Linked DNA regions of Homo sapiens: region 2 is linked to region 1. A link is an interaction called in ENCODE POLR2A ChIA-PET data of the cell type or tissue named here. Cell type or tissue: A673. All regions are shown on one strand.

Region 1 (8,000 bases):
TGGGGCACTGCCTGGTGGAGCTGTGAGAAGAAGGCCACCATCATCCAGACCCTGGAATGATAGATCCACTAAATACCCTGCACCTGGACAAGCTGGAGGCACTCAACACCTGCCCTTGAGAGCAGCCATGGAAGCTGAACACTTCCAAGCCACAGGGGTGTAGCTGCCCAAGGCTTTGGGAGCCCACCCCTTGCATCATTGTACCCTGGATATGAGACATGGAGTCAAAGGAGATTATTTGGAACATTAAGATTTAATGACTATCCTGCTGGGTTTTGAACTTGCACAAGGCCTATAGCATCATTCTTTTGGCCATTTTCTCCCTTTTGGAATGGGAGTATTTACTCAATGCCTATACCCCCATTTTATCTTAGGAGTAAGTAACCTGCTTTTGCTTTTACAGGCTCACAGGTAAAAGGGACCAGCCTTGTCTCAGATGAGACTTTGGACTTCTGAGTTAGTGCCAGAATGAAGTAAGACTTTGGAGGACTGCTGAGAAGGGATGATTGTATTTTGCAATGTGAGAAGGACATGAGATTTGGGAGGGGCCACGGGTGAAATAATATGGTTTGGATTTGCATCCCCAATCATGTTAAATTATAATCCTGAGTGTTGGCAGTGGGGTCTGGTAGGAGGTGACTGAATCATGTGTGACAGATTTCCCCCTCTGGTGCTGTTCTTGTGATACAGTTCTCGTGAGATCTGGGTGTTTAAAAGTGTGTGCCACCTCCCCTCTCTCTCTTCCTCCTGCGCTGGCAATGTGACGATGTCTGCTCCTGCTTTGCCTTCCACCACGAGTAAAGGCTCCCTGAAGCCTCCCCAGAAGTAGATGTTGCCATGCTTCCTGTATAGCCTGCAGAACTGCGAACCAATTAAACCTTTTTTCTTTATAAATTACCCAGTCTCAGGTATTTTTTTATAGCACTGCCAGAACAGACTAATACAAATGTGTTGTATCAGATAGAGAAAGCTTTGTGAGAGAAATGAGACTTAAATTAAACTTGAAGTATAGTTGGTCTGCAAAGGACAGACAAACCAAAATAAGGAAGGATACTCTATACAGTAAAGAAAAATGCCAGGCGTGGTGGCTCATGCCTGTAATCCCAGCACTTTGGGAGGCCAAGGCAGGCAGATCAACTGAGGTCAGGAGTTCGAGACCAGCCTGCCCAACATGGTGAAACCCTGTCTCTACTAAAAATACAAAAAATTAGCCAGGCGTGGTGGCACATGCCTGTAATCCCAGCTACTCAGGAGGCTGAGGCAGGAGAATCACTTGAACCTGGGAGGCGGAGGCTGCAGTGAGCCAAGATTGCACCACTGCACCTAGATGACAAGAGTGAAACTCTGTCTCAAAAAAAAAAAAAAAGAAAAGAAAAAAAGAAAAATGACTGAAAGGTAAAAAAGCAAAAATAGACATGATGCTAATGAGAAACAGTGAGAAATCACAATTTTCCCTGTGCCCCACAATTATTTTTCAGGAATCAAATCTACTTATAAATTAATCAGCTGATTTCTGGCACTACACTATTTTAAAGATCAGTGAATCAGAATGTACTTATCTTTCATATATCTGCTTATGTTAGGTTGCTGCTAGTCTACAGTTTCAGATTAAAATATAATTCAATTCCATTTACAGTTAAGTACATGAATACCAAAAAGACTGATTATATTACATATTAAAAGAAGAAAAATAATTCCATGCTGATGAAGAAAAAGAAGAGTGGGGGGAGAACTTAAGATACACAAGTTCTATGGGAACACAACTACCTAAGTAAGCAATGCTACAATGCAATTATTCATGGTCTCAATGATACTTTTTAACTTTCCTTAAAAAGATCCCTATCTGAGCACTTTGGATAGTGATTAACTATCATAAAAATAATTCTGGTTCAACACTATAGTTGTGGAAGCAAAAACTTTAATCAATCTTGGCCTTCAAAAATGTCACTGCTGACAAAGAATCATTCTGTTTATGGAAAGAGTAGAAAAATAAGTCACAGTTTTTATACCAAACACATATAAACATTGCCTTTTTGCTTGTGGCTGAGGTTGATATTTCTAGAGCTGTACCTGTCTGGAACTGAGCTTATGCATTTGCAAGTCTGTCCAGTGCTCAGAAACCAATCTCCAAGACCTGACACCACCTTCTTACACTCTTGAAAACACTCTGAGCCCTCATGACTTAAAAGAAGTTTCTTAAAGGAAAAACAAGAAGGGACTTTAACTTAAAGTCCCAGTTACTCTTGCAGAAAGCCTGGGTAACACATGAGACAAATAGCCTTTTGTTCCACAGAAAGAGAGGAATAGAAAAAAAGCTGGAATCATGACAGCAACCTGAGTTCCTCATATTTTAAAAATTACTCTCTATTGCAAGGTGGCTCATGCCTATAATCCCAGCACTTTGGGAAGCCAAGGTAGAAGGACAGCTTGAGCTCAGAAGTTTGAGACCAACATGAGCAACACAGCAAGACACCACCACTGCAAAAAATTTTTAATAATTAGCTAGGCATGGTGGTACATGCATGTAGTCCCAGCTATTCAGGAGACTGAGGCAGGAGTACTGCTTGAGACCAGGAGATGGAGGCTGCAGTGAGCCATGATCGTTGCCACTGCACTCTATCCTGGATGACAGAGTGAGAACCTGTCTCAGAGAAAAAAAAAAAAACACGATTCTCAGCCTCAATCTCTTCTTCTGCAAAGTGGAAATGACAACCGTAGAACAAACACTTCGTTGGGTTGCTGTATTAAGTGACATAATTCACGAAAAATGTTTTGCAGAGTGCCTAATACATACTAAGGAACTCAAAAAATGTTATTTTGAGTTGTATTATTATTATTACAATTAATGAGATAACATACACATAAGTGCCTAGCATAGTACCTGGGCAGTATAGGTTCTCAAAACACAGGAGTTACTGTTTTTAGGAAATCCAAAATAATTCAGGGGAACAAAGTACTGGAATGTAGCAAGTTTCAGAGCCAGAATTCATATTTGTGTCTACCTAACTCCAAAGATCTTACCACAAGATGGCACTGCCACTGCAGTATCCCACCCCAGGCCACGTTCCTTGAAAAATTGTGAAGACATGCAGATGTCATCAAGAACAAATCACTGAATCCAATAGCATACTTTTGTATTTAAAAAATTAACTTAAGTGCTTGCTTTGGCAGCATATATACTAAATTTGGAACAATACAGAGAAGATTAGCATGATAAATAAGAATTTAAAACATTAACTTAATTGGATTATGATTTATATGTAATAAAACTCACTCATGAGTTTAGCCAAATATATACAGTGTTATAACCACCATACAATCAAGATAAGAACATTTCCCATAGCACAAAAACTTTCCTCATACATTCTTAGATCAAAAGCCTGCCCCTACTCACACTGATCCTCCTTCTCACCCTAAAGATTACTTTTGTCTGGGTTCCTTTGTTTGGAGTAATGTTTTCGAGATTTATCCTTTTTCTTTTCTTTTTTTTTTTTTTTTCATTTGAAACAGTATCTCTCTGTTGCCCAGGCTGGAGTGCAGTGGCGCAATCTCGGCCCACTGTAACCTCCACCTCCTGGGTTCAAGTGATTTTCCTGCCTCTGCCTCCCGAGTAGCTGGACTACAGGCACATCCCACCACACTCAGCTAATTTTTGTATTTTTAGTAGAGACGGGGGTTAACCATGCAGGCCAGGCTGGTCTCAAACTCCTGACCACAAGTGATCTGCCTGCCTTGGCCTCTCAAAATGCTGGGATTATAGGCATGAGCCACCGCACCTGGCCAGATTTATCCATGTTTATATGCGTACAAACAAATAGCTCCAAGTTTAGCTCTTTTTTTTTTTAACATGAAATGGGTGTTGAATATTGTCAAATGCTTTTTCTTATTTACTATACTAATATGGGGATGTACAGTGATGGATTATAAGCTGTTAAACAAGCTGTACATCCCCATATTAGTATAGTAAATGAGAAAAAGCATTTGACAATATTCAACACCCATTTCATGTTAAAAAAAAAAAAGAGCTAAACTTAGAGCAAAGTAGGAATATAAGGCAGCTTTGTAAACTTGATAGAGGGCATTGCTGAAGAACCTACAATAGTTGATAATGAAATACTAAATACTAAGTATTTCCCTCCTACGATCAAGAGCAGTGCTAGGGCCATTCAGCACTATTCAGCATTTCTATTTGTTTGATTGTTTGTTTGTTTTGAGATGGAGTCTCACTTTGTGGCCCATGCTGGAGTGCAGCAGCATGATCTCGGCTTACTGTAACCTCTGCCTCCTCCGCCTCCCAGGTTCAAGCAATTCTCCTGCCTCAGCCTCCCATGTAGCTGGGACTACAGGCACGTGCCACCACGCCTGACAAATTTTTGTATTTTTAGTAGAAACAGGGTTTCACCACGTTGGCCAGACTGGTCTTGAACTCCTGACCTCATGATCCACCCACCTCAGCCTCCCAAAGTGCTGGGATTACAGGCGTGAGCCACTGCACCCAGCCTACTATGTTTTTGTAAACAAGCCACATGGCCTACTTGGCTATGATGTATACTATAAACGTATTTATACATTTTATTATATTTTACTGAATTCAGTTTGCAACTATTTTGTAAAGGATTTCTCCCTCCATAGTTATAAGAAATATTTTCCTGTAAAAATCTCTATCTAATTTTGGTATTAGGGTAATGCTAGCTTCATAAAATAAATGAGGCAATGTTTCATCTCTCTCTTTTTTGCGAAGGACTGGTAATAGTTCTTCCTTAAATATTAGACAGAATTCACCAGAAAAGCCATCTAGCGTTTCAGGTTTTCTTTGTGGGAAGGTTTTGTTTTTGTTTTTGTTTTTTGAGACACAGTCTCACTCTATTGCCCAGGCTGGAGTGCAGTGGCACTATCTTGGCTCACTGCAACCTCCGCCTCCCAGGTTCAAGCGATTCTCCTGCCTCAGCCTCTTGAGTAGTTGGGACTACAGGCGCGTGCCACCACACCCAGCTAACTTTTGCATTTTTAGTAGAGACGGGGGTCTCGTCCTGTTGGCCAGGCTGGTCTCGAACTCCTGACCTCAGGGGAGCTGCCCACCTTGGCCTCCCCAAAGTGCTAGGATTACAGGTGTGAGCCACCATGCCAGGCCCTTTTTGTGGGAAGGTTTTGATTGACAATTCAATTTATATATTTGATGTACAGCTATTCAAATTTTTTACTTCTGTGAATGTGGTAACTTGTACCTTTAAAATAATTTTTCTAACCTTTTAGAGTTTCATGTAAATTTACCAGCATAAGTTTGTTCTTAATATCACCTTATAGTCCATGTAATGTACGTAGGCGCTTCTTTCATTCCCAATATGAATAACTTGTGTTTTCTCTTCTGTTCTTGTTTTTCACACTAGCAAAATAATTATCAGTTTTATTAATCTTTTTAAAAAACAGCTTTAGGTTTTGTTCATTTTCTCTACTACTTATCCATTTTCCACTTACTGTTTTCTGCTCTTATACATATTATTATGCTTCTGTACTTACTTTGGGTTTGATTTGCTCATTTTTTTGGTTTTGTTTTGTTTTTTTGAGACAGTCTCATTTTGTCACCCAGGCTGGAGTGCAGTGGGGTGATCTCAACTCACTGCAGCCTCCGCCTCCCGGGTTCAAGTGATTCTCCCGCCTCAGCCTCCAGTGTAGCTGGGACTACAGGTACACACCGCCACACCTGGCTAATTTTTGTATTTTTCAGTAGAGATGGGGTTTCACCATGTTGGCCAGGCTGGTCTCGAACTCCTGACCTGAAGTGTTCCACCTGCCTCAGCCTCCCAAAGTGCTGGGATTACAGGTGTGAGCCACTGCACCCAACCATCATCCTCTTCAAAAGGTCTTAACGGCTTCATTAAGATGTGTTTAACGTAAAATAAACTGCACATATTTGAAATCTAAATTTAATAAGTTTAAACAATTGAATCCAACAATGAAATCACCACCTTAATCAATGTTATGAATTTATCCATCACCCTCAATGGTTTCCATGTGCCCCTTGGTAATTCCACCATACCATCCCCAACCTCTTCCCTAGAGAACCACTAATTTGATTTCTATGACTGTGCCTTAGTTTGAATTTTCTAGAATTTTACATAATGGAATTGCAGAATGTATTCTGGATTCTTTCACTCAAAATGAACTGAGATTTTTCCATATCATTGCAGGTAACAATAGCCCACTCCTTTTATTAATAAGTATACCACTGTATGCATATACAACAATTTGGTTTATGTACATTTGGGGTTGTTTCCTGTTTGGAGCTATTACAAAGAAAGTTGCTATAAACAATAATGTACACGTCTTTGGTGGACATATGCCTCCATTTCTCTTGAGAACCTATGTAGAAACTACCAAAGTGTTTTACAAAGTGGCTTCCATTGCAATGTCTTCAAGTTTACCAGTATTTTCTTCAATGTCAGATCTGCTGTTAATCTCATCTGGTGGCTTTTCACTTCAGACATCACAGTCTTCAACTCTAGTTGTTCAACTGGGTCATTTCTACATTTCCAATGCCTTATTTTAAACCTTCCCTCTCTCTTTTTGAACACAGGTAATACAGTTAATAATAACTGCTCTAATGTCATTATCTGTTCTTTTTTTTTTTTTTTTTTGAGACATAGTCTCGCTTAGTAGCCCAGCCTGGAGTGTAGTGGTGCGATCTCGGCTCACTGCAACCTCTGCCTCCAGGATTCAAGCAATTCTCTTGCCTCAGTCTCCTGAGTAGCTGGGATTACAGGGGTACGCCACCATGCTCAGCTAATTTTTGTATTTTTGGCAGAGACGGGGTTTCAACACGTTGGCCAGGCTGGTCTCGATCTCCTGATCTCGTGATACGCCCACCTTGGCCTCCCAAACTGCTGGGATTACAGACGTGAACCACTGTGCCCAGCCTATCTGCTCATTCTAACATCTAGGTTAGACCTGGGTTGGTTATGATTGATCAATTTCTCTCCTCATTATGGGCCAGGTTTTTCTACATCTTTGCGTGCCTGGTAATTTTTTATTGGATGCCTGACATTGTAAATTTTATCTTGTTAAGTGCTGGATATTTTTGTAATCCTATAAATATTCCTGAGCTTAATTTTGGGATGCAGTTATGTTACTTAGACACAATTTAATCCTTTTGTGTTTTGCTTTTAAGATTTGTTAGTCAGCATTGCCCAAGCAGTATTTAATCTTGTACTAGTACTCTCCACCACTGAGGAAAGATCCTTCTGAGTAGTGTAACCAAAGCCACATGAATTATGAGGTTTTCCAATCTAGCTGGTAGGAACAGACACTATTACCAATTTTGTTCCCACTAAGCCTTTTGGGTGGTTTTTAGTTGTAATAGGAATGACAGTAAATCTGATTCCTGTTATTCCATACTGGCTGGAAATGAAATGGACTTTTCCTACTTCTTAGATGGAAGCTTTAGTCCTTGCTTTTACAACTTTCTTTATCTGTAATTAAGCATTTGAACCATAAGTTTCCCTCTCAATACCAATTTCTCAGTATCAAACAAATGCTGATATGCCATGTGTATTAGTCCATTTTCACACTGCTGATAAAGATATACCTGAGATTGGGCAATTTACAAAAGAAAGAGGTTTAATGGACTTACAGTTCCAAATGGTTGGGGAGGCCCTATAATCATGGTGGAAGGCAAGGAGGAGCAAGTCACATCTTACATGAATGGCAGCAAGCAGAGAGAGGTTGTGTAGGGAAACTCCTCCTTACAAAACCATCAGATCTGATAAGACTTGCTCACTATCATGAGAACAGCATGGGAAAGACCCACCCCCATGACTCAATTACCTCCCACAAGGTCCCTCCCACAACACGTGGGAATTCAAGATGAGATTTGGGTGGGGACACAGCCAAACCATATCATTCTGCCCCTGGCCCCTCCAAAATCTCATGTCCTCACATTTCCAACCAATCATGCCTTCCCAACAGTCCCCCAAAGTCTTAACTCATTTCACCATTAACTCAAA
Region 2 (8,000 bases), 760 kb after region 1:
ATAAAATATCTGTACACATTAGGGCTTAAACTATAAAGCACACAATCAATTAATATGCTCCAAAGACATTAAAAAGATGCTAAGCAGACCACATAGGAAAACACTTAAAGAAAACAGAATAGGCCAGGTGCAGTGGCTCACACCTGTAATCCCAGCACTTTGGGAGGCTGAGGCGGGTAGATCACAAGATCAGGAGTTCAAGACTAGCCTGGCCAACATGGTGAAACCCCATCTCTACCAAAAATACAAAAATTGGGCAGGTATGGTGGCACACACCTGTAATCCCAGCTACTTGGGATACTGAGGCAGGAGAACTGCTTGAACCTGGGAGATGGAAGTTGCAGTGGGCTGAGATCACGTCACTGTACTCCAGTCTGGGTGACAGAGGAAGACTCCATCTCAGAAAAAAAAAAAGGAGAACAGAATAAAAAATGTTACATACATATATATACACACATATATATGTGTGTGTGTGTATGAAAGAGAGATAATAACTACATTTGGAAAAAAAAGAAACGATGTAAAAGACTAAAATTTAAAGAATGGTGTGGATGGTGATCTATCTTCTACTTTTCGACATGCATGTTCCAAGTTTTCTTTAGTGAGTGAAGAATACTGGAAATGAAAAAACATTTAGGCCCAACGCGGTGGCTCACGCCTGTATTTCCAGCACTTTGGGAGGCCGAGGCAGGTGGATCACGAGGTCAGAAGATCGAGACCATCCTGGCCAACATGGTGAAAGCCCTCTCTACTAAAAATACAAAATACAAAAATTGGCTGGGCATGGTGGTGTGCACCTGTAGTCCCAGCTACTCAGGAGGCTGAGGCAGGAGAATTGCTTGAACCCGAGAGGTGGAGGTTGCAGTGAGCTGAGATCGCACCATTGCACTCCAGCCTGGCAACAGAGCAAGACTCAGTCACAAAAAGAGAAAAGAAAAGAAAAGAAAAGAAAAGAAAAGAAAAGAAAAGAAAAGAAAAGAAAGAGAGAAAGAGAGAGAGAGAGAGAGAGAGAGAAAGAGAGAAAGAGAGAAAGAGAGAGAGAGAAAGAGAGAAAGAGAGAAAGAGAGAAAGAGAAAGAGAGAAAGAAAGAAAGAAAGAAAGAAAGAAAGAAAGAAAGAAAGAAAGAGAAAATTTAAACAAATACATATAAATTCTGCAGGTAAGTATTAATAATAATACAAGCAATTCTATTTATCAAATGTCTCCTATATCTCAACAATGTGTATACATCATACATAAGCAAATGAAAGGGTTTAAGTAATTTGCCATGATCACTCAGAGATGTCACAAATGGCAGAGCTACAATTCAATCCAGGTTTGTCTTGTACTATATCCAGTGTTCTTCCCACTACGTAAAACTTCTCTCAGTGTCCCTGGGATGAGAATCTTGACACTCTGTTAAAATATATATATAAAATATTTTACCTACTGTTTTGGAGTAGATCACAGATCTTTTGAAGTCTATCCTTGAGTCCCCTTCCTATGCTCTATGGTCAAAGTTAAAAATTCTTCCTTTATTACAAAAAAAAGATAAAACAAGGAATCTCATAAGAAAATTGATGTTATATCCCACAATATGAACTCTATGCACCAAAATACAATTTAACTTGAATCAAATGTTCCTATAGATTTATGTTATCCTTTCAAGTACAGTTTAAATATCCTCTACAGTAACAACCCTGGATCCTATAAAACCATTAAATAATTAAAAACTATATTACCACCAAAAGTTTCATCATAATCACAGTATTCTCTCATGGCACCCCCTTGCCTTACTTCTATCATCCTTTATCACAGTACTTGTCACACAAGAAAGTCAGTGTTTATCTCCCTAAAAAACCAAAAGCTACTTCAGAGCAAATGTCATGGTCTTATTCTGTATGTCCAAGGCTTACTAGAGTAGTGACACACAGGAGGCATCTAGTAAATGTTTTCTGAAACAGAGGATCAACCATCAATACTGGAAGCACCTTTAATGCATATAATTTCATATTTTTTATATATGCATAATGCTATATCTATGTTGTACCTACAGAACAAAAGATGGAATGAAGTTATCAATAATCCTTAGTATAAATGATCCATCAAAATTCTAATTAAGTGCAACATTTCATAAAAATTAATGGCTCATATAACTAAAATCTATCAATTTACCTAAGACATTCTAACTTCAGAGCCCAAGATCTCTCTCATTATTTTATGCTAGTTCTCAAAAATGTTCATCTGAGGATCAGAAATCATTACAGCTAATGGTTCCAGGTTTTAGTCAATAAAAGTCTATTTTATAGGGAGTCTCTGATACATTTTATCTTTAGCAATACAATACTGTAGAAACTCCAAGTCCAAATAACCATGTCTGAGAGAATATTAGCTTAAAAGTAAATATTGGTATGATGTACACTAACCTAGACAAGCTTAGATTTTCATGAGCAATAAATCTGGAGGTTGCAAAATGAAAAACTACCTTCTACTATGTCTACAAAAACTTTCCACTATAACTTCGTGCAACAATCACTTTCTAGAGATGTGGTGTATGCAATGATAAGTTGATTTTCACATAGGAAGATGTAGTAGCCTACAACATATGTTCAGCTATAACCAAGGAATGGTACCACAATAAGCTCTGTCAGAGCCATTTTGCCCTTAAAAATGCAGACTCATTCAATCAATATCCGAGTTGCTTAGACTACTGGGTTACAATTCTGGCTCTACCACTTAGCAGCAGTTTGACCTTGAACAAATTACTTCACCTCTGTGTCCCAGTTTTTTATTTTGTTTTGTTTTTGTAAAACAGGGATATAAGGATTACCAAGTTGTAAAGAATACTGAAAGGTTCATCAGGTTGTAAAGATTATTGAAAATAGCACATGACACGTAAGTGTGCTCAGTAAGTATTATTGTTATTATCCCACTATTGACCTCCTCCCCAATACACACAAACACACGCACACACACACCACTGGATAATTTCTTTTACATAACAATAGAGGAATGTAAGATCACATGAATGTTCATTCTTATCCCAAAATTTGACTGAAATATCATCAATGACTATAGGAAGCAGCATAGCAAATGTACTTGGAGAACAGATGTGCCTGGGTTCAAGTCTCAACTCTCCCACTTAAAATACAACCGTGAGCAAGTAATACAGAAGATTAATGCCTACTTGTAGAAAGGCTATGAAGATTAAGTGAAATAATGTATGTAGATCATCTAAAAGTATTTAGTATTTATTAGGTGTTCTAGAAGCATCAGTCCTCTTCCTTCTCAACAGTGGCATAAGAATGTTTTCCTTCCAGGATCTCTGTATTGATACTTAGCCCACTAGATAGAACTGTTCCACAACTAAAAGAAGACCACACTAAGTTTCCAAACTACAGTGGAGCCGGAAGAGGGAGGAGATCACACTAAAAAAGGCACAGAAATCACACATAAAATTAAGTTCACAATTTCAGGTTGCCTTCTCATTTAAGTTTTTTAAGCTCAATATTTATGCACAAGGAGTCAATCATGGCTCATGGCAGGCTTAAGAATAAAAATATGAAGATAAACTCTTTCCCCTGTCCTCACCCCTAGAAAGTATATCTTGTATGTCCTAATGGACCACAGAAAGTATGTATCTAGGCCGGGCACGATGGCTCACGCCTGTAATCCCAAGCAATTTGGGAGGCTGAGGAGGGAGGATCACCTGAGGTCAGGAGTTCGAGACCAGCCTGGCCAACATGGTGAAACCCCGTCTCTACTAAAAACACAAAAATTAGCCAGGTGTGGCGGTGGGCGCCTATAATCCCAGCTACTTGGGAGGCTGAGGCAGGAGAATCATTTGAACTCGGGAGGCAGAGGTTACAGTGAGCCGAGATCACACCACTGCACTCCAGCCTGAGCGACAGAGCCAGACCTCCGCCTCAAAAAATAATAATAAATAAATAAGTATATATCTAAACCAGTGATTTGGCCGGGCGCAGTGGCTCACACTATAATCTCAATACTTTGGGAGGCCAAGGCAGGAGGATCACTTGAGGTCGGGAGATAGAGACCAGCCTGGAAAACATGGTGAAATCCATCTGTACTAAAAATACAAAAAAAATTAGCCAGGCGTGGTGATGCACGCCTGTAATCCCAGCTACTCGGGAGGCTGAGGCACGAGAATTGCTTGAACCCAGGGGTGGAGGTTGCAGTGAGCCAAGATCACACCACTGCACTCCAGCCTGGACGACAGAGCGAGACTCTCTCTCAAAAGTACTAAAACTTTAAAATAAAAATAAATAAATAAACCAGTGATTCTAAACCAGAGGCAATTTAATCCTCTAGGAAATATTTGTCAGTGTCTGGAGATATTTCTGATTGCTGCAACTGGTGAAGGTGTTACGTCTAATGGATAAGGATGCTGCAAAACACCCTACAATGCACAGAACAGCCTCCCACAACAAGAAATTCTCCAGCCCAAAATCTCAAAGTGCCAAGGCTGAGAAACCATGATCTAAAAAACTATAAAGTACTGTAATATAAACGTCTTCCTCCAAAAAATATGTTCTTATCCTAGCATTCTTGGTCAAATTTGTATTCTTATTGCAGATTTAGTAAGGAATAAGCAGTTTGATTATTTCAGATGAAAAACTCCTGGTACTGTTATATTCCCATTGTAATAATCCCCAGTTTAAAGGAGGGAGGAAGTGAGGCTTACTTTTCTTTGTATATTTTTACCACATAAAAACAAGTTTTAAAAAGAGCCCAACTTTTATTTTTTAATTGCACCTCTGATTCATTTGAAAGCCTTATTTATATCACAAAAATGAGTTTCTTCTACCTCATTTCTATCCTACTTTTGCACAAAATATTCAGAAGTTCACATTTATGTGATAGGAAAGCAGAGTATATGAGGCAGGGTACAAGGCCAGCTTTTAACAAATTGGGAAACTACAGGAGTAGCTAAAGAAAATAAGTCACCAGTTCATTTTGTAATCACAACATGCTTAAGAGGTCTCAATAATACCCAAGAAGTCTCAGTAGTTTATTTCTAATATGCAAATGAGTGCACTTAAGAGGTTAAGTAATTTGCCCAAGATCACAGAACTACTCAGGGGCAGAACAGGTGTGCTCTTGCAGTTATATTAGTCTGCCTCTGCTCCTGAAGTTTAAAAATCTAGATTTTGCAGAAGCTCTAAGAGAAAAGACTGACAAATTAAACATATAAAACAAATATTTCTACATAATCAAAAAATGCCAAAAACAAAAAAAAATTCAGAGAAAAAAATTTTGCAAAGGATTTTGCAAAGAAGGGCAAATTTCCTAAATATAAGAAGAGTTCTTACAAATCAGTGAGAAAGAAGACAAACAGCCCATCAAGAGAACAGGTAAAAGACTAAAGCAGTTTATAAAAAAAGAAATACAAATGGTTTCAAAGGAAAAAAAAATAAGTTCAGCCTTACCCATAAAGAAATAACAAACTAAAACAATGAAATTGTTTGAAATCTTTCTGATTACTGGACTGACAATAATATACATGTTGATCAAGCTGTGGAGGAAATGACACTCTCAAACATGTGTGCTGCTACAGTGTTTCTGAATGTAAATGAGCAATATCTTTTTTTTTTTTTTTTTTTTTTGGAGACAGGGTCTTAGCTCTGTCACCTAGGCTGGAGTGCAGTGGTGCAATTATAGCTCACTGTAACCTGCTAATCATAGCTCACCTGTAGCCTGCTAGGACTACGGGCACACACCACCATGCCCAGCTAATTAAAAAAAATTTTTTTTTTGTCCCAGATGGATTTCACTATGTTACCCAGGCCTTGAACTCTTGGCTTCAATCAATCCTTCCGCCTCAGCCTCCCAAAGCACTGGAATTATAGGCCTGAGCCACTATGCCTACCCCAAATTAGCAGTATCTATGCAGATTAAAAGTATCCTCTGGCCCAAAAATTACACCTACTAGAAATTAATCCATATGCTCACACATGTGCACAAAAACATGTAAAAGAGTATCCACTGCAGCATAGTTGTAACAAAAGATTGAAAACAAAATAAATGTCCAGCATTAGGTGGCCAGTAAAATAAATAACAGTAAGTTCACATATAGAAATACCCTGAGGTTTTGAAAACAATAAGGGAGATCTATATGTGATGTTATAGAGCAATCTCCTAAATCAGTTAAGCTAAAAATAATATAACAACAAACTGTGAAACAATAAACAGCTTACACAAAAGAATATACATATACAGTATACATATATATTTATTCGCATATACACAGACTATTACTGGAAATTCACACAAGAAACTGGCAAGAATGGCTGCCTCTGGGAAAGCAAATGAGGGCCTAAAGCAGAAAGAAGACTTCACTAGCATTGTATGAATTTTTTTAACCATGAATTTATATTGGTTTTTTAATTTACTAACTATAAAACCTAAGTCCCAAATTCTGAGCCTCAGTATCCTCCAATTTGAAATGATGATAATAATAGCTTAGTTCATAGGTTACGCTTTGTTAAGTTATAAAGCAGCACAAAAAATTATAAATTAGTCCTCTAACTGAATTGTCCAAATCAATTAATATAATTATTATCATTCCTCTAATCAATTTCTCTAAATGTTTAGGATGAAAACTAAGTGTAGACACAATCTTAGAACACAAAGCTTTACTTTACACGTAGTTATTGTGTATTCAATTTAAATGAATAAATTCTCAAAAATGCCATAGAGAAAAGCTAAATCAGTTGATTACAGAAGGAATACATTCTCACTGTTGAAAACAAGGTAGATAAAAACTACAACCATGCTACTATAAAATTTTAGTGTTTTTTTTCTTCCAGGCTTTCTTCTACGCATGCTTAACTGGGTTAGATCATTTGTCTAAATAAAAAAAGTTCACTTTACTGTAATACAGCATTCAATTTACAAGATTCCTCAGATTATTAAAAACACCTAATAAATATAATTAATGAAGGCATACCTTGTTGATTCAACTGCTTTAAAAATGAAACTCCAGCATATGAATTTGCCTAATGAACTCTGCCTGGAGTAACTTTTCGTTTATTATTTCTACCAGTTCTCCAACTAACCAGATCTCTCTCAGGCCATTTACTTGGTTTTGGTTTCCAGAGTACTGATTTTTTTTTTAAAAACTTTTATTTTAGGTTCAAGGGTACATGTGAAGGTTTATTACATCAGTGGACTTGTGTCATAGGTATTAAGCCCAGTACCCAATAGTTATCTTTTCTGCTCCCAATTTTATTAAGCCCCAAACTCACAAACAAGTATATAAAGTGCTTTTTGTAATTCCCTAAAGAACAAGTAAAATATCTTAGATTAGGCCTTTAAAATCACACTATTAGAGATTGCAGAGATTCTGAACTATGATTCGTTGCTAATGATACTCAATCTTTTTCTATTACACGTTAGTCTGTTACTAGCATTCTGTCTGCAAATAGAGTGAAAACAAAGGAATGCACTCTTAGATTATTCCTGAGAGACTTGCTATTGGATGAACTTGTTCCTAATTAATTTTAACTATGACAACCTCTCCCAAGTGCTGAACATTTCAAGCCATCTTTGAGAAGGGTTAGATATCTCTCTCAAGAGATTTCCTGAGTATATCGAACCATAATTATAGGCAATAAAGAAAAACATCATTAATGTGCCTTTCCCATTGTAGGAACTCAAATATCTGTCATGTTGAGAACAATATCACTTTTCTGCTTCTGAGAACATGTTGTCATTTTCAAACTAACCTGTATTTACTGTCATAATTGTTAAACCAGACTACTAAGATGATATGTTTATTAGCACTTGTACTGCGTACTTGTTTAAAAAATGAAACTGAAAATAAACACTACAAACTGTGAAATTATGGGAGATGTTTTCCTCTAATTTCCAAGTTTTCTGTAATACAGTTATATCACTCTTGTAATTTAACAAAAAAAGCATTAGAACTGTTGTTATACCATTTATATACTAGGATTTTTAAAATTAAGTCCCTACTTAAGGGCTTTTTTATTACTTTA

The links. Peaks named below come from ENCODE experiments on the same cell type or tissue, not always from the same donor. Only the 100,000 strongest peaks of a DNase experiment are listed, where the experiment ranks them.
Region 2: POLR2A ChIA-PET joins it to region 1 with 7 read pairs; 1 of 35 experiments calls an interaction of 5 or more read pairs at or near these places.

The regions. Positions count from the first base shown.
Region 1 is chr1:50,747,141-50,755,140 of GRCh38, forward strand. The region is part of intron 4 of FAF1 (Fas associated factor 1); the gene reads right to left. LOC124904727 (U6 spliceosomal RNA) reads left to right here and starts at 3,156; the gene lies at 3,156-3,258. In A673, a CTCF peak has its summit at 3,035 (motif pointing right); a DNase peak (open chromatin) is centred at 3,061.
Region 2 is chr1:51,507,260-51,515,259 of GRCh38, forward strand. The region is part of intron 1 of EPS15 (epidermal growth factor receptor pathway substrate 15); the gene reads right to left. Among named protein-coding and RNA genes, the nearest start is that of EPS15-AS1, 7.0 kb to the right of the region's middle. In A673, no CTCF peak of the experiment used is centred here; no DNase peak of the experiment used is centred here; H3K4me3 peaks cover 1,590 bases; H3K27ac peaks cover 2,069 bases.